Regions from separate parts of the Mus musculus genome. Here region 1 is linked to region 2. Evidence: chromatin contacts called from ENCODE Hi-C or POLR2A ChIA-PET data. All regions are on one chromosome and are shown on one strand. The core of a region is the stretch at or near the end of the contact, and the rest is flanking DNA. Distances in the headings are between cores, read along the strand shown.

Evidence for each region. A loop is a pair of places that touch in the nucleus more often than their neighbours do. ChIA-PET counts read pairs that join two places held with the same protein, here RNA polymerase II (POLR2A).
Region 1: a map of v-Abl transformed pro-B cells shows a loop between it and region 2 (7-fold over the local background). The contact joins the enhancer-like site here to the promoter of Fgd4 in region 2. A Hi-C loop is called at or near these places in 3 of 37 maps with a recorded cell type or tissue (T-helper 17 cell and v-Abl transformed pro-B cells). POLR2A ChIA-PET finds 5 or more read pairs at or near these places in 1 of 5 experiments (embryonic stem cell).

What each region holds. Positions count from the first base shown.
Region 1 is chr16:16,910,837-16,913,536 of GRCm38, forward strand. It overlaps Ppm1f (protein phosphatase 1F (PP2C domain containing)), which reads left to right. Exons shown (of 8, transcript NM_176833.4): 3 at 103-245. Among named protein-coding and RNA genes, the nearest start is that of Ppm1f, 16 kb to the left of the region's middle. Within about 2 kb of position 1,273, at least 2 of the 3 ENCODE cell types and tissues checked have a DNase peak (open chromatin) inside an H3K27ac peak, as active enhancers do.
Region 2 is chr16:16,598,641-16,601,340 of GRCm38, forward strand. It overlaps Fgd4 (FYVE, RhoGEF and PH domain containing 4), which reads right to left and starts at 1,338. Exons shown (of 17, transcript NM_001301817.1): 1 at 1,138-1,338. The coding sequence starts at 1,288.

The sequences.
Region 1 (2,700 bases), core at 23-2,522, 310 kb after region 2:
CTTGTGATGACACCAAGAGGAAGGTATGAGCCATCATCTCCATCTTCAAGGTGGAGGATGCCAGGAGCTGCTCCAGCCCCGCCTCTCACATCTTCTTCCTAGGAACGCTCCCCCATCGTTTGCTGTGGCTGTGACCCACGAGGCAATTTCCCAGCTGCTGCAGACAGACCTTTCTGAATTTAAGAGGTTGCCTGAACAAGAGGAGGAGGAGGAAGAGGAGGAAGAAGAGAAAGCCCTCGTGACCTGTAAGTTCCACTCATATGGCTCTGGGATTGTTTAACAAGTGACAAACTCAGATTGACACTAAAGGTCAGTGCCAGCGTGCCATCAGGACAGCAGTGTTGGAGTTCAGCAAGAGCACGATGTGGCATAGAAAACCTGCAATGGACTGAGCAGCACGTGGGTCAAAGGCGGCCAGTGAGACGGTGGCCCACCTTTGTGCTGTCTTGATGGTGCTTCAGAGCACATAGAAATGAGTGGTGCCTGTCCTGCCTTACACACGAGAAGTGCAAGGTGTTGGTTCACAGCCACACAGCCAACCTCACCTGTACTCACTGTCCCCCTTGGCTAACACGAGGCCCTTAGCAGAGTGGCACATCCACCTCGGGGAGGGGGCAACTGTTGTCTAGGTCCCCTGCCTTGACTTACCTTAGTTGGGATCATTAGATGTCAGTGATCCCAATCATGAGGTGACGAAGATGGACATTTCGTGTCCACTGGCTACAGCCATCAGTGAGTTGAGCCCTACAGTGGTACACCAAACCAAAGGAACCCAGGAACAGAACGGGGAGCAAACGCCAAGAGGCCCCAAGACCACTTGACAGAGCGTTTGTTTATAAAATCCAGGCTCTTTTTCTGCATGACTCTCTTTCCTCCTATTTTGCTGCAGTACCAGAAGTATTAGGAGGGAAGTGGTGGCTGCAGGTATGCACACAGGATGTGGGCCGAGTTTCCAGGCAGTAGAGGGAGCCTCTCTTTGCCCAGCTTTAGGCCATGTGTAGAAGGACAAAGAACACTGTAGGAGAAAAAAGAAACCTACTTCAGCCTTAGCACTTGCGCCTACCAGCCACTCTCCTCACCCCCCATTTCTGGCCCCTTCCGCAGCTCCCTGCCAGCCTTCAAGCCAGCATGGCCTTGCCCCCTGCCTAGGAGACAACTATCCATAAAGACAGGCGGCCATTGTTCTCTATAAAGCCAGCAGACAATCCAGTCTGGCAGCAGCTGCCGCCAAGGCCCATCCTTACCCCTCCAGCTAGGAGACAGTATCACCTGCTGGTGGGAAGGAGAATTGCAGCCGGCAAACCAGGCCTTAAACCCAGGCGTCTGGAGAAGGGATGTGCCTTCCCCGCCTTCCCTGCCTGTCCCAGAGCTGCCATGCAAGCCTAGGCTTGTAGCCTTGCGCACTGTTGCAAGTCTGTTGTTGGCACGCTGTTCTTGCCAGCTGTCTCAGCACATTCTTTGAGGCTTATTGCCCCAGGCAGAAATGTGACTAAGGCACCTCCATGCCCACCTACCAGCACTTCCCTGTGATTGTTGTGAAGATAGACCTCCCGGGCAGTTCCTAAGGCTCAAGACTATAGCCCTTGGCCAGAAAATCAGGGTAGGACTCCAAGAGCCTGAGGCTGAGCATTACCGTAGGGCTTGCCATCTTCATTTTTAATTGCCCATTCTTCCTCTTGAGCAAAATTCAAGTCTAAACCTATTGCTGGAAATAGCAGTGTAACCAAAGGCTAAAAAGAGACAGCCCAGGCCTAGAGGCCCAGCCTTGCTCAACGTTCCCTCCATACCAGCAGTCTCCAGGAGCAAGGAGACCACAACAGCTCTCCAGGTAGTCATGGAGTCTACCTGTGTACAGAGGAGGAAATGAAAGACATGAGAAGTAATGTGGTTAGGGATGGGCTTAGACACAGGAAACTTGAGTTCTTCAGGGTCCCATTTAGAGCTGTGGTCCCTAGGCTGGGCCTAACAAAGTCAGTTCTCCAGCTCCTCAGCCTCCACTCCCACAGCTGCTGCTAATAGTCCCCAGCATGATGGCTGCAGCAGACTAGATGGCCTGCCCCCAAGCAGGCTTGTTAGACTTACCCTTCTCCCTGCTCATTGCTTTCCTCCCATGCCTCCCTCCAGCCTCTTCCACTCCTCCCGTTTCTTCCATGGCCATACTTCTGACTAAGCACACTTCTCCCAGTTCTCCTTGTTCCTCTGCTGTGGCCTTTGATACTTGAACCCTCTGGTTGGGGGTTGGGAAATTGGGGTGGGACTTTTGTTATTGATGTTCTAGTTTTTTCTACCTTTTACATGTACATGTACATTATTTTGAAATAATAAGTATGCATGCAGTGAATTATGAGAAATAACAGAGATATCCCGACTATATATACACGACCCCGTTTTCCTCCTAGGAACATCATAGAAAACTATAACAGTATGTCACACACAAGATCTGAATATGGTCAGACACAAGCCAGCTTCCTTATTGCAAGGATTCTACATGTAACCTTCCACAGGCCACTAACTCTCCTTCCCTGCTGTAGCCAGTCCTTAACTCCCAACGGTGACTAGTTTTCATCATTTCAAAAAGGCCTATCACTGGAATCGCACGGCCGACAGTTGGGGTTAGTGTCTTCCACTTGGTGTGATTCTCTGAAGATGGACCTGGCCACTTCACTCAGTTCTCCTGGACCCTTACCCAAGGCTCAGCTA
Region 2 (2,700 bases), core at 88-2,587:
TAGCTGGGCATAGTGAGTAGTAGCCTGCTTACCCAAGTGCCCTGAATTCTACTCCCAGTATGGGGGTGGGGGAATGGGGAGGGCACAAATAAATAAAAGAGCAAACAGAACCCTTTCTCCTACAAGCATAGCTGCTTTGCAGAAATAATTTATAGACTATACTGTGACTCTTGAAAGAGGATGTTTCATATTTTGATCGTCTCTTCAAAGCATTTGAAAATAAATCTAGTAACATAACAGAGGCATCAGACCAGTGTCTGTGCTGAAAACAACGGGTGACAAAATGCGATGACAAAGCAAACCATTTTCACTTAATAACATTTTCATTCAGTTTGGTGAATCACAGCTAGAACTGGAAGAGATCTCCAGAATACTTTATCAGTTTCTTACTTCTACAGGAAATGATTACAGAGGACTCTCCGTGATCCAGTTCATGCATCATCTCACATCCTGACTTATCTAACGTGAACACACACTTAACACACCATCCATCACGATTTTCTGTCATGTGCCTTCTATAGCTTCGGGACAAGGAATAGACAGCATATTTACCAGTCTCGACATTGATCATATTGATAAAAACACAAAGCTGCTTGCTCAATCATTACAAAATGAAAGTAAAGAAGGGTGAGATTTCTTTTTAAGATTCAAAATATTCAAAAACATAAACATTATCTGAGTGTTTGACTTTTGCCCTCGGGAAGGGAGCGCCAGGGAACTAAGGTCAACTGAGCAGAGGAATTTGGTGAATCTTAAACAGCAGTATATTGAAAAATAGGTTGTACAATTCCTAATAAAGCTTTTTCTAAGGGCACACCTTTAGTTTTTTAAGAACAAGCTGGCCATATTCTTGAAGCTTTGGGAGAAAGAACAAACTAACTAGGAATAGTGTCCTGCGGGGTAACTAACCTGTGAGGATCCCTTTCACAACAGAAGGCAGCCCTTTCCCCCAGGTCCTCAACAGCCAAAGGCACACACCCACACCCACTCCACTCCTAACACCCCGTCAAGCCCCCAACACGCGGCACGCCCTCCGCCAGTCCCCAACACAGGCGTCACGCCCCCAACACGCGCGGCACGCCCCCCGCCGGCCCCCCAACACGCGGCACGCCCTCGCTCCGCTCACCCACGCATTACCTGCGGCCTGGCTGGGTTGCGCGACACGGTCAAGGCGCCGCAATTGCGGCGAAGGCCTGCTCCAGGGCCGGGGGATCCCGGGCGGCAGGTAGGAGCCTGACTTCCGCCGGATGGCCACCCGCCTGAAGTTATGGTCGCTCTCGCTGTTCATGGTGGCCTGCGGTCACTCCCGCAAGCCTTGCCCCGCGCGCGTCCAGGTTGCGCGACTCCCTGCGCTCCCTCCCCGCGCAGGCCTCGCTTCCCGGGCCTGCGCTCCGACTCCGTCGTCGGACTCTCCGGCAGCGGCCGGCCCAGGCCGCCCCCGCTGCACAGCCAATCGCCAGAGTGCAGCGCGGTCCCGCCCGAGCGCCGAAGAGGCTTGGGGGGGACCGGCGTCGCCCATTGGCCCAGGGGAAGGCAGAGTGCACCTGCCTGGCTCACCTGAACCTCAGAAACGCCTCATCAGCTTACTTACCGACCACGCCCTGGGATGCTGGAAGAACAGTCTGGCTGTTACTCACCACACTTTCAAGAGCCAAAGTCTCCCAGGCTACCGCGCTGCAAACTTTAGGTAAGGAAACCCAGCTTTGAAAATGACTGAGAAGCCGGAATTCCAGATGCACCGCCGGCTCTTGGAAGAAGCGAATCAGCTTGCCGGGAGCGCTGTTCAAGCAATAAGGAAGCGCAGCTCTCACCTTAAAGGGAATAAAAGTTTCTTCTGCAGCCCTTTTGAGTAACCATGGCCCAGGAACACAGATTTAGACAACCTCAAATTCCATGTTCCAATGCGGAAGCAGTCTTAGAGTTTCACAGAACAAAGAAAGTCGTAAATCAAGGCAAGTTTAAAGTCCATTGGTAGGTATATCAGAGAGGCGGTTACCAGCAAGATGGAGGTTTTTGAATAGGCTTGAGATACTATCTCGTGACATTCTTAGCTTTGTGGTTGCTAGAAGTCATCTAAGTCAGTCAATAGATTCCAAAGGTTAGTTTAATCTGTTAGTCATGGGATGTTAGTTTTAAAGTAGAGGTGGACAAGAAATGACTGTTCCCCTGGGCTAAAGCTAGGCCAAGGTAAGTTAATTAGCCTCTGGGCTTGCAGCGTTCTAACCTCTCTACAGTACTGAAGTTCTAACCAGCCAGTCAGTCGGTGCAGACAGATTCCCTTCAGATTTCATCCACAGAATAACACTGGTTTCCAGAACAGCACAAGACCCAGTTTATCATGACCACTGTTAAAGATAATGTAGTAATAAAGTCAACAGATTTATGAATATGAAGCAGTTTCCAATGTACATTTCCACGGCAGAAAAAGGACATGACCACAGAGAAAAGACAAAAGTAGCTAACATGGTTACCTGGCTCAAGACAATAGCTTTTTTTTTTTTTAAAGATTTATTTATTTATTATATCTAAGTACACTGCAGCTGTCTTCAGACACTTCAGAAGACACTTCACACACTTCAGAAGAGGGAGTCAGATCTCCTTACGGATGGTTGTGAGCTACCATATGGTTGCTGGGACTTGAACTCAGGACCTTCAGAAGAGCAGTCGGGTGCTCTTAACCGCTGAGCCATCTCACCAGCC